2 separate regions of the Homo sapiens genome follow, and region 1 is linked to region 2. A link is an interaction called in ENCODE POLR2A ChIA-PET data of the cell type or tissue named here. Cell type or tissue: IMR-90. All regions are shown on one strand. Links, peaks and the distances in the headings refer to the core of each region. The heading gives the core; the rest is flanking DNA.

Region 1 (6,202 bases), core at 432-5,431, 130 kb after region 2:
GATGGAATCTCGCTCTGTCTCCCAGGCTGAAGTGCAGTGGCACAATCTCGGCTCACTGCAAGCTCTGCCTCCCGGGTTCACACCATTCTCCTGCCTCAGCTTCCCGAGTAGCTGAGACTACAGGAGTCCGCCACCACGCCCAGCTAACTTTTTGTATTTTTTGTAGAGACGGGCTTTCACGGTGTTAGCCAGGATGGTCTCAATCTCCTGACCTCAGGATCCGCCCGCCTCGGCCTCCCAAAGTGCTGGGATTACAGGCGTGAGCCACCATGCCTGGCCAGTATTTTATAATTTTTATTATTGTTTCATATTATATTTTATGAACATACAATGAATTACATAGATGCTATTGTCAATGGATATTTGATTGTTTTCAGTATTTGGATTTATTTTAAAAAAGGACCTTTTTTGTTTTTTTTTGAGGCGGAGTCTCGCTCTGTTGCCCAGGCTGGAGTGCAGTGGTGCAAAAAAGGACGTTCTTATACAAAATTGCCATTACTTGAAAAAAACTGTTTTGGATATTTTTATTTACTTACGGATATTAACACATTCTTTTCTTGGCTCTGTACCTAAGAGCGGTATTGATGAATCATATGGTAGGCATACATTTAGTTAGCTTTAGTAGATAATTCCAAATATTTTTTCAGTCTGCCTGTATCAATTCGCACTTCAACCAACGATGTAATAGAACTCCGGTAGCTTCATGTCCTTGCTGCTTGGTACCATTAGACTTGTTAGTACTAGCCATTTTGGTGGTAGGAAAGGTACAGGCTGAGGTTTTAATTTGTTCTCTTCTGTTGAATAAATATGTTATGCTCAAAAGCCATTTGGATATCCTGTATTTTGAAGTGCCATTCGCGTTTTTGCCTAGTTTTAATTGAATTTGTTTTTACTTTTTTATGGTGGAATTTCTTTATTTATTCTGGATATAAGTCATTTATTAGATACATACATTGGAAGTGTATTTTTCTCAGTCTTTGAATTATCTTCTTGCTTTCTTAATGATCTTCTGATGAGAAGAAATTCTTAATTTTAATAAAATCCAATTATTATTATTTTTTTCCTTTTAGGGTTAGTTGCAAGCTGTTTACTCCAATGTCATGAAGATATTGTGCTATGTCTTCTCTTAGAAATGTTATTATTTTGTTACATTTAAATCTATGATTAATCTTGAATATTTTTGTGTATGATGAGAGTTAGGGCCTCAAGATTCACTTTTTCAAATTATCCTAGCATCATTTGTATAAAAGGCCATCTTTTCCACAACTGAATTGTAGTGACATCTTTGTTATTAATCAGGTGACAATATGTGTGGGCATCTATTTCTAGACTCTATTGTCTTCTTTTGTTTATTTCTGTATCTTGAGCCAATACCATAATTTATTTACTATTTAGTGTTTTACTATTTAGTTATTTACTATTTAGTGTTATACTAAATCACTGTGTGGTAGTATAGATCTTTCAACTTTGCTCTTCTTCAAAATAATCTTGGTTAATCTAGGTCCTTTAAATTTCCTTACATCACCTTGTTAGTTTACACATCACATACACACACACACACACACACACATTCATACACACACGCATATACACATAGTGTGCTGGGTTTTTACTGGGATCAAATTGATTCATGAAACTTAACATTGGCTGAGCTTTTTTGCTAAGTACTTTTTATTCAATAATTTTTGCAACAATTGTGTGATGTCGTTGCAACAGTTGTGTGACATTCATACTATGTTTATCATCATTTTACTAACGAGTAATCTATGCTTAGAGAGTGTAAAAAATACCCAGGTAAAGTCAGTATGCATCAAATAATACAGACATGATTGGCTCAAATACCTATTGCATAATTTCTTGAAAGGCAGTGCTTTTTTTAGAAGTTCTGTGAGATCTTTCATTTTGGAACATTGAACAAACAATTGAATAATGAATAAAATAAACAGTATGAATGTAATTCAAGACTATTTGCCCTTGGAGTTGGAGCATAACAAGGAGTTCCCAGTATCAGTTTAACACACTACTGGCTGTTTATGGTAGATAATAATTACATGACAAAATATATAATTTTAGATTATTAGTGATAATAAGAAATGGGCCTGTCACAAAAATAATTACCTTTCCCTTCAAGATAATATGACATAGCTGTGGCACTTAAGCTCATTTAGTTCTAAAGATCCTATGGCTAGAGATCTATTTCACCTTAATTTTAAAACAGGTCAGATAAGAAGAATATAAGAAAATATTTGGTATTTCTTCTTTTTTCCCTATTACTTGCTTGACTGAAGATACTGGGCAAAATTGGGAGAATATAATTATTTTTTCAATCTGTATTTATTGATCTTGATAACTTCAACCTTAGCATCCTCATTATACTAAAATAATCAGTGGGTGATAATTTTTGCTGCAAATAACATGCTAACAGATTTTCAAAAATAAAGTGTTTTCTGTTTCCCTTTTCTTCATGGGCCATTGCTGTATTTTCCACCTCCTTTATGTAATCATTTTAGTATCCAGTTGTGTCACAATGCCCACTGAATGTCCAAGGTTCAGCTGTGACTCAATCCATGACTACCTTCCCACGCAGTTTGCACAGTCAAAGACAGCATTCTTTGCTTTGAGGCTAACTAAAAAATCCTCATCGTCTGATTGTAAATTCTTTTGACAAGTTTTTTTGACCTAAATTTTTGACCAAACTAAATTAATATTAAGAAAATTAGAATAGTGAGAGCGCCTGATTTTCAGGACATTAAATTTCTCAATGGAGATAAATTTCTCAGTTACCATATAAATGAATACGGTATTTGACATAGACCTTCTTCTCTTTCTCATTTCATTTAACTTTATTCTTTTGAATGTGCTGATATGCTTGATTTTATTAAATCATTGGTTCTCAAGCACTTCCTTTAAGTTTCCTAAGGAAGGGCTTTATACCTCCTGAATCTTTCCCTTAGACTCTTTACCTTTACTCCCCAGCAGTAAACTTTGCACTTTTGTGCAAAATTCCATTATCCATATGGTAGAAAATATACCTTTTCAGTTAAGTCTGGTTTTAGGTGAACATTTTAATGGTTGTGATTCTGCATAGTTTTTTTTTTCTTGTTTTACTTTATTGGTTCTTGGGTGGGTCTAAGCATGTACTTCTATGTGTAAACTCCATCTTTGGAGAAATATTAACAAGGATCTTCTGGAAAAGGCTATCATTAAAAATCTTCTGAAGGTAAATACATGTTGCACCAGAGAGGAAATAATGAAAAGTGAATCTAAAATCTTCATTCAAAGCATACTTGACTACAGTTGACAACTATAAAGAAGCTCCCTTTGAAAATCGCAATCATTCTTCATGAGGGACGTCAGAGAGGGAAAGCTTGTCTTGTCTTGTCACTGAGCCTTCCTCAGTCCTTAGAACAGTGGCTGGGACATACAGTAAAGGTCACTTGTTGACTGATTAAATTTATTTTCCATTTATTGGATTGTGATCGTGCAGTCCAACAGAGGTTGGAGAAACCTTTACAATTAAATGTATCGTGGGGAAATGAGGGCCATGAATTTAGGTGGAAGCAAAATTGAGGAGAAAACTGAGTAAATTATTAAATAAGGTTGATCATTATTCTTCAAGTTCATCTGTTATTTAAGAAATAGCGTCTTCAGTAGGCAAGTACCTAATGAAGGCAGAGTTAGAAATGTAAAGCAAAGCAGTGATGAGAAAAACGTTGTCAGAAGCAGAAGATCATGTAGTTTCCAGCTAAAATGATCTTCTAATTACTGCCCCAAGAATCATACTGAGCTAGTCGTATAGGGAGAAACATTCCTGTATAATTCCTTAAAGTCCTTAAAAATCATCATCATTATTATTATTAAAATATTATTATAGTTACTATTTTTGAATATGTGAAGTATGGCAGGCATTGTGATCATCGCTTTATGTAATCATCACAAAATGTCCTGTGAATTATTATTCCCATTTGCAGAAGAAGAAACTGAGACAAAAATTAAATAACTTGTTTGAGGTCATACAGCTGGTAAATGTCAAAGCCATGACCAAGGTTTTCTTATGACAACACTAATGCTCTTAAGCACTAAAGAGCTTTGCATTATAAGAGTAAAATCTCTGACAATGTACGCTTTTCCCTCAAGATTTATCAGCTCACCTTAGTTTGACGTCACCTTCAATTTCATAAGTTTAATGTGTAGATTTTAATAATATAAATAAAAATGTTCCCATTGGATGGAAATCAAGCTTTCTCCACCAGCCACTCTACCCTTCTTTCAAAAGAACCCTAGGAACCCCTGGAGTCTGGGATCAAACTAATGCTAGGTTAGAGTATGTGGTTTAGAGTATTAGAAATAATGGAATTGATCAGTCATCCCCAGAAGTTTCAGCTCTGGGAACAGAGTCATCTTCAGTCATACGACCTAGGTCTCTATAAATAATGAAGTGGTGGGTGTATTGTGGTATGGGGGAAAAGCATCAGAACTGCATACTGATTTCTGAGAAGTTATTTAATCTTGAAAGAAACCAGGAACTTTTAAATGGTCTGTACTCTAGCCAGACTCCCTATATTATCTTCATTATTTATGAATTACTGGAATCTTAATACTTATTTTATACTTTTGTAAATCATCACCCTTCTACTCATTTCTTAATTATTTTACTATAAATGTGCATATTCTTATTCCTCAAGTTTCCTTCTGTTTTGCTTTGAAGAAATGTAATAATATTTCACATTACTGCCTTTGTCCCCAAGACATCTGCTTGGTACTAAGAATCCCAAGTTTGCATGAAGAAAGAGAAAATATCTGCTAAGTGGTGTTATATAAGCAAGTGACTTCTTTAATGGATCCTGGGCTATTCTTTGTCTTTAAGGAAAATAAACTACTACAGCCATTAAAGCTTTCTAACATTACTGATGCCTAGGAAGTGTTAATCTGCAATTAGTCAATTAAGTGATATTTTTGCTACACTGAGCATTACTGTTTGGTAGTTTGACAATCTGTCTGTTGAAAAGGGAAGACAGCCTTTTGAGAAAACTATTTGTAGTCACTGGGTAACATTGATTATCTATGTTTGCCAATGCCTGGAGAAAGGAAAATCATTATGAAAGACTCAGATTGCATATAATTATGTTGATAAATATGTTTGACAATGTTGAAATGTATTATTTCCCTTTACTTGAAAGAAAATTGTTTGCCAATCTAAGGAAGGGATAAATGACATACACAAGGCAGACTAACTCCTTCTTTATCTTTCTTTATTTCCCTGCAAAGCTAACATCTCTACTCCTCTGCAAGATGACCTCCTCCTGCATGCACACAGCAGCCACTGGCTCATAGCAGCCCGAGAGCCCCCAAATCCCTCTGAAAATTGCTGTGAAACAGAGGTTTGCCTCTCTTTCCTGAGAACCAGAATGAGTCAGAAGCCCAGTACACATGGGAACAGTTGAGCCTTTGGATCTTCTGTGCAGTTTCTCCTTTCTGATAAGTTATTCTTTTCTTGCAAATGATTCTCTCCCAGATAACAATCTGAGCAGGGAGGAAAAGAAGAAAGGGACAATTTGTCTATTGAGTCAAACTTCAGGCAGCATTTGATGTACCCTAGCCTTGGAAAAGGGCTAAAACTGCATTTAGTTTGTGGCAAATGTGAATTATCATCTTTCTATGTCAAGTTGTTCATGTCTTTTGATAACATAGCAGGTGATACTTACTCAGAGTATTAATCATGGCATTTAACCTACTCTGAAAGAAAACCAAAATACCCTTAGGGAGAGCTTCCATTACCAGGATATCCAATATTCATTTTGCCCTAAGTGCAACCTCCAAAGATGCAGTCCTATTTAAATAATCAATTCTTCTCAATCACCCCACCCAACAATGACTGGAAATTACCCCAAAGAAAAGAAGAATGGAATAATCAACTTTGAAAGAAAGCCCTTTTTATATTAAAATTGGAACTATTTTTTCTCACTCTCGTCGTTTATATTTTTCCGATACATATTGTAAGCAAACATATACATCAGTTCATATCACTCGTTGAATTTGTCAATCAAATCTAAACATCTATAGGGGACTGGTATTTGTTTAGCCAAAAGAAGCAAAATAAAGAGAAATAAATTATAAAAAGCAAGTTATAAATGTAGCTTAATATTTGTGATAATTTTATTAATCAACATAATTTGCATCTTTGCAACAGGTGTCTTGAGTA
Region 2 (6,202 bases), core at 651-5,650:
AAATTTAATTTGAGTTTCATAAAAAGGTAACTTATTCTCCAAAAGCTGACTCTGATTGTCAAAAGTTAATAACATAGTGTTGTCCCTGACTCCGATTCTCATTGTCCTATTCTCAATCGGGAAATGGAGGCTGGTGGAACCAAAAGTGGTACCATGTTCTAGAACTTTAGGCTGAGCTTGATTCAGAGCTGAACTTCCACGGCATCACAGAGCGTAGACTAGAAACGATTACAAACGGCAGAACACTATGAAGAGTTTCTAGGTCAGCGTTGCTGAGGTATTCCAAAGCCTTTTAATAAAATCCAAATAGAGTAAAATGGACTGCTTTAAACTGAATGTTCAGGACAGGAGTAGAAAGACAAGACCTAGACGATATCTTTGGAGTAGAGAAGATAATTTCACAGGCTTTTCAATAAAGTTTCTGTGGCCCAGGAAAAGCGGTGTTTGCTGATCCCTTAACATCTTGAGTCTAGAAAATGATCCTGACTACTATTGAAATTCCAGGATACTATATTTTCTTGATGGTCACAGCTTAAATTCAGTAAATTCCTTATGACCAAGTTATTTTGAATAGGTAGGTCTATGATAATTAGGTCTGCCTTAAAATCTGCTATTCTATTAAGTCTGGGATGGCATCCCAAAGAAAAGTAAATTATAGCCTCTAGTTACCATCTTGTCAATCCATATATGCAAGGCAATCCCTATCTCAATTGTTCTAATTCTTTAAAAAATAGATAATTAGTATTTTCAAGGCTAGTGTCTTATCTATAACATCTCTGGGTTAAAGGAGAGTCTAACAGCTCATGCTTCTAGTTTAAACATTAAAAAAAAAATCCTTGGAGAAAACCAACAACTCAACCAAAACATGAGCAAAAGATCTGAACAAACAGCTCATCAATGAATACATATTCATGAATACAGATGGCAAATACGCATGAGAAAGGATGCCCAATATCATACATCATCAAGAAATTTCAAATTAAAACAATAATAAGGACTCAAAAACACCTATTAGAATGGCAAAAATCCAAGACAGTGACACTAAATCCTTGTGAGGATGGGTGTACAAGAATACTCATTCATTGCTAGTGAGAGTACAAGATGGTACCACCTCTTGAGAGGCAGGTTTTTACAAAACTAAACATATTCTTACCATATAATCCAGCAATCATGTTCCTTGGTATTTACCCAAATCAGTTAAAAATGAATATCCTCACAAAAAAATGAACTTGTGTGTTTATAGTAACTTTCTTTATAATGTCAAAATATGGAATCAGTGAAGATGTCCATCAACAGGGAAATGGATAAACCGTGGTATATCTATATAATGGAGTATTATTCAGTACTAAAAAATAATCTACCCTGCCTCAAAAATACAAGAGGATCCCTAAATGCATATTACTAAGGGAAAGTAGTAAATCTGAAAAGGCTGTATACTGTTTAATTTCAACTATCCCATTCTGGAAAAAGCAAAACTAAAAGAATCCATGGTTGCCAGGATTTGGGGAGTAGAGAAAGGATAAATTGGGAGACCACAGACGATTGTTCAGGGCAGTGAAACTATTTTGCATGATAATATAATGGTAGATTCATGTCATTACACATTTTTCAATACACACAGAATATGTAACACAAAGAATGAACAGTAATGTCAACTATGGAGTTTGGGTGATAATGATGTGTCCACATTAGTTTAACAACTATAACAAATGTAGCACTCTAGTTGACTATAGGGATGGCTGAGTGTTTTAGGGAGGTGAAGTATGTGGAAATCTTCTGTACTTACTGTTCAATTTTGCTGTGAACCTAACACTGCCCTAAAAAATAAGTTTATCAACTAAAAATTAAATGAAGTGGCCAGGTACAGTGCTCACACCTGTTATCCCAGCTCTGTGGGGGGTCAAAGTGGGCAGATGGCTTGAGCCCAGGAGTTCCAGACCAGCCTGGGTGACATAACAACACCCTGTCTCTACAAAATCAAACAAACAACAACAAAAACACAATTAGCTGAGTGTGATGGCATGAGCCTGTAGTCTCAGCTACTCAGGAGTTTGAGGTGGAAGAATCACCTGAGACTGGAGAGATGGAGGCTGCAGTGAGCTGTGATCATGCCACTGCACTCCAGTCTGAGCAAAAGAGTGAGACCCTGTCTCTCTCTTACACACACACAAAATTAAATGAAGAAAGTCTTTGGGCCAATGAAAGAGCTCAATGAATCAATCATCTTCACACATTTCCAACATCATTCCATATTTTCAAATTGGTAATATGCACCAAGGGACTTTCTTGAACTCTCACTGCACACCTTGCATAATAGAAGTTGCATGTGATATTGCAAGTTGATCAACGTTTGAACTCGGTGAATCTGAGTTCAAACCCCAGCTATCTAACCTACTACCTAAGTAACTTCATGCTAGATGCATACGTTTTTTAGTCTTCAGATTTGTAGTTTCATGAGATTTCTATAAAGATTAAGTGAGATAATGTATTTGATATTTTTAGTATAGTTCTTGGTATATGCACTCAAAAATATTAAGTGTTATTGAGTGGCTAGAGAAAAGGGAAGCTGGACATAGTACATGTTTCTGCATATATCCTTCCTCCCACTCATACACACACACACATGCACACACACACACCTTTAGTGCAGGTGTTAACATGTGACAAGTGAAATCAGATTTTTCACGTTTAGGACAAATCTCTCATATTTCCTAAAAACGGGTGGTTCACATATGTAAGTTTATTCATTAAAAACCTTTATATTTTCTTTTTGGGCTGCATACTGGAGTCAGATGTAACCTACATGAGATCTTTGCTATAGAATATTAGCATTTTTTAACTTTTTAAAAACAGCTTTATTGAAATCTAATTCAACTATCATTACATCTATCCATTTAAAAATGGACAATTCAGTACTTTTTAGTATATTCACAGAGTTGCACAACTGTTACAAGCAGAATCCATTTGAGAACACTCTTATTCAGTTTGTCACCAAGTCCTCTACAACCTAAAGCAAACACTAATGTACTTTATGTGTTTGTAGATTTGCCTACTCTCTGGACAGTACATATAAAGGAAATCATAAAATATATGATCTTTTGTAGCTGGCTTCTTTAGCATGTTTTTCAAATTTCATCATGTTTTAGTATGTGTCAGTACTTCATTCCTTTTTATTGCCATATAATACTTTATTTTATAAATATACCACATTTTATTTACCATTCATCAGTTGTGTGATAATCAGTTGGGCATTTGATTTGTTTCCACATTTTAGCTATTATGAATAATGCTGTTATGAGCATTATGAATATAATACACATTTTACATGTAACACATATATATCAATATTATAGTTTATATATCTAATTGCTAGAAATCCCTTCTTAAAATTAGTTGAGATAGAGATGTTAAGTTACCTACCTGAAATCATTCACAAACTTCTAGCTAATGATGTATGTGCTATATATGTGACAGTAAAATAAATAGCCACTTTTTTTTTTTTGCTATTATTGAGTCTCCTATTTTCCATAGAAGTGGAGGCTAAAATCTACATTTCATATTATCCCCTGCAGCTAATCAGGGCCATGTAAGTAAGTTTTGACCAATGGATGTGAAAGGAAGCGCTTGAAACTTTTAGATCCTGCACTTAAAGATAAGGAGTATATTTTCTTTCCCTTTTTTTTCTTCCCTTCTGCTGGCTAGAGTGTAGAAGTGACAGTGGAAATGGGAGTAGCCATTTGGGACCAGGAGATGGAGACATTTTGAGAAGTGTTAGAGAACAAACAGAAAGGTCCTTGATCCCAAATAACATGCAGCTGCCATATCAGCTCTGAGCTGCTTAGTTCATACTCTGTTATATTGAGTCTTTCTGTTCAAGCAGCTGAAACTGTTAATAACTGCTAATAATGAAGGTGCCTCATCCACAAAAAAAGTTTCCATTCTTCATGATAACCTTTCACTATGCAAAAGCTGCTTTTTTTTGGTCTTGAGTATTAGCTACTCTAGAAACATTCTCTTCAATTCATTCAAGTGGATTTTTATATAATACTCTTCATAGACATCTCACTTTCCTGGACCATTGTTTATCAATGTTTCTCTAAAATTTTGTTGTTTAGAATGGAAATTACACTCTAGATCAAAACTATGAAAAGCAAAACAGATGATTCCTCTCAAGATAAGGAGGCAGTTCGATTGTGAATCAACTTATCTTTCAATCTCATGTATTTCTTCAATCAATCATTAGGCTGAGATCATATCGTACATACAATAGGATATGTGCAAGGACCTGGAGTAATCAAACACAAAAATACTCTGAATACTTATTGAGCTTGTGCTGAATTAAATATGTCTTTCTAGCCTGTACATCCACTAGGGTTCCCTATGTTTCATCAGAAAAATCAATAAATAAAAGACTTCACAGGCATTTCATACATGTAAAATTTCATTTTGTTCTTTGTTCATATGGGTCCAACCTGTTAAGTTCAACAGTTGGTCTTGAGACTTGAACATTGCCCTAGGAAAAGATAATTTTTTTTTTTACTGCCTTCAGATACTTCTGGAACTCAGAATGAATGTAGAACTACATTTCCAGGGTTGGTCTGCAGAGTAAAAATGGAATGATGTCCTAGCTCTCACCTTTTCTTCTCCATTCCTGCCATCACTGGAGCATCTTCTTGCCATATTTATGGCTTTGGACCTTAGACGTGGTGCTTGCTAGTATTCCATATTCTTGGTTTACACATGGCTCCTCTTCCTGCCACAGTTCCAAAGGATTGGGTGCTGGCAAGGATGTTATGAGTATAGGGTTATTTCCCTTGAGCCACTTATTATTCTCTTCTGCTTAAATTTAGGTTCGTTTTGAATGTCTCCTTTCTTTGCTTGTACGTTTTCCTTGAAAGCCCCTTTGCCAATAGTGTCAAATACTGTCATTTCCAATACATCGTTCCCTTTCACTCCTTTATGGGGGAACGAGGGCGAGAGATGGTTAACAACTGTTAGGCTGCAACCATTGAAACTAAAGAAAGCCACTGCAACACTGCTGTGAAGGAGCTTTCACCAGGAGCATGTGTGCAGTGGTGAGCAACTGTAAGCTCTCTTTAGCTCTTAATTACCCCCACACAAAGGACAGTGTTTGCTCCTCGTACACATGGGATTTACCCGCCTACTTTTCATTAGTGTTAATGGGGGTCTCTATGTATAAATCCTCTTTCCTTCTCCCAGTGTCAATGGTGGAATAGATGCCAAAAGAGCTTTCTGCTTTTTCGCTTACTGATTGGTTTCAGATGAAACACAAAAGCAAATCTCTGAGCTTGAGCCCACTCATCCTCCACACACAGCACTCCAGGCGCTATTAACACTCCTGAGGATTCTTTTCTCATTTGCTGGCTCAGGAGTGGCCAGAAACGATTGCACCATTGTGTACCCCCACCCCCTCCAAAGCCCTTGAAAATCACTTTTCTTTTTTCTCATATCAACTTGACTTATTCTATTCCTCTTGATACAAGTAGATCAGTATAAGGATCGAAAACCAAAAGTACACAAAAATACAAATTTTTCCTTCTTAGATCCCACACACTCTGTTTCAGCTTCCTTCATGTCCTCCAGGGACCCAGTTCCATTTCAATGTCCTACCTCACCTGAGCCTGTTTGCTGGAGAGTGAGGTCATCTTGCTGGTGCATTCATTCCCCCTAATCTATCCTTGAACTTTTCAGGATCCTCATATTTATGTCTTAATTAGTTTCAGGATTTCTGGAATCTCCAAATCCTCACCCAAATATTTAGCTCTCAGCTTAACAGCACATTATTTATTAGTAGGTAGGAACTGGCCAAGTTTCCATTAGTGACATACAGAGTTCTCTTCGTTGCTTTTCATGTTGGCCCTAAATCACACATCCTACTGTAATGACTTTCTTTTCTTTAATTTTATTGGTTGGCTTAAACCTCAGGATACTTATTGATGAAGTTTTTCAGCTACCTTGAGTGTAACATAGTGCAAAGAGTGTTGTTGGTTTCTCTGGCAGCAGTAAGAGGTTTCAAAATGAGAAAGAAGAAGGTCATACCAAATCAGTACCAAAAGCCCAGATTTTTTATTCTGCTACTGACTGTAAGTGCACAGTTTGCATCTGCTGGGATGAGAAAGAGACTGATGAGAAAATGCAACATAATGAAGTATTTACGATGCCACCTCCCTTGTCAAATAAC

The links. Peaks named below come from ENCODE experiments on the same cell type or tissue, not always from the same donor. Only the 100,000 strongest peaks of a DNase experiment are listed, where the experiment ranks them.
Region 1: POLR2A ChIA-PET joins it to region 2 with 6 read pairs; 2 of 35 experiments call an interaction of 5 or more read pairs at or near these places.

The regions. Positions count from the first base shown.
Region 1 is chr14:86,001,658-86,007,859 of GRCh38, forward strand. All of the region lies in intron 1 of LINC02328 (long intergenic non-protein coding RNA 2328), which reads left to right. It overlaps LINC02316 (long intergenic non-protein coding RNA 2316), which reads right to left. Exons shown (of 5, transcript NR_184189.1): 5 at 5,236-5,523. Among named protein-coding and RNA genes, the nearest start is that of LINC02316, 58 kb to the right of the region's middle. In IMR-90, for the core only: no CTCF peak of the experiment used is centred there; a DNase peak (open chromatin) is centred at 2,564.
Region 2 is chr14:85,868,083-85,874,284 of GRCh38, forward strand. No RefSeq gene overlaps it. Among named protein-coding and RNA genes, the nearest start is that of LINC02328, 63 kb to the right of the region's middle. In IMR-90, for the core only: no CTCF peak of the experiment used is centred there; no DNase peak of the experiment used is centred there.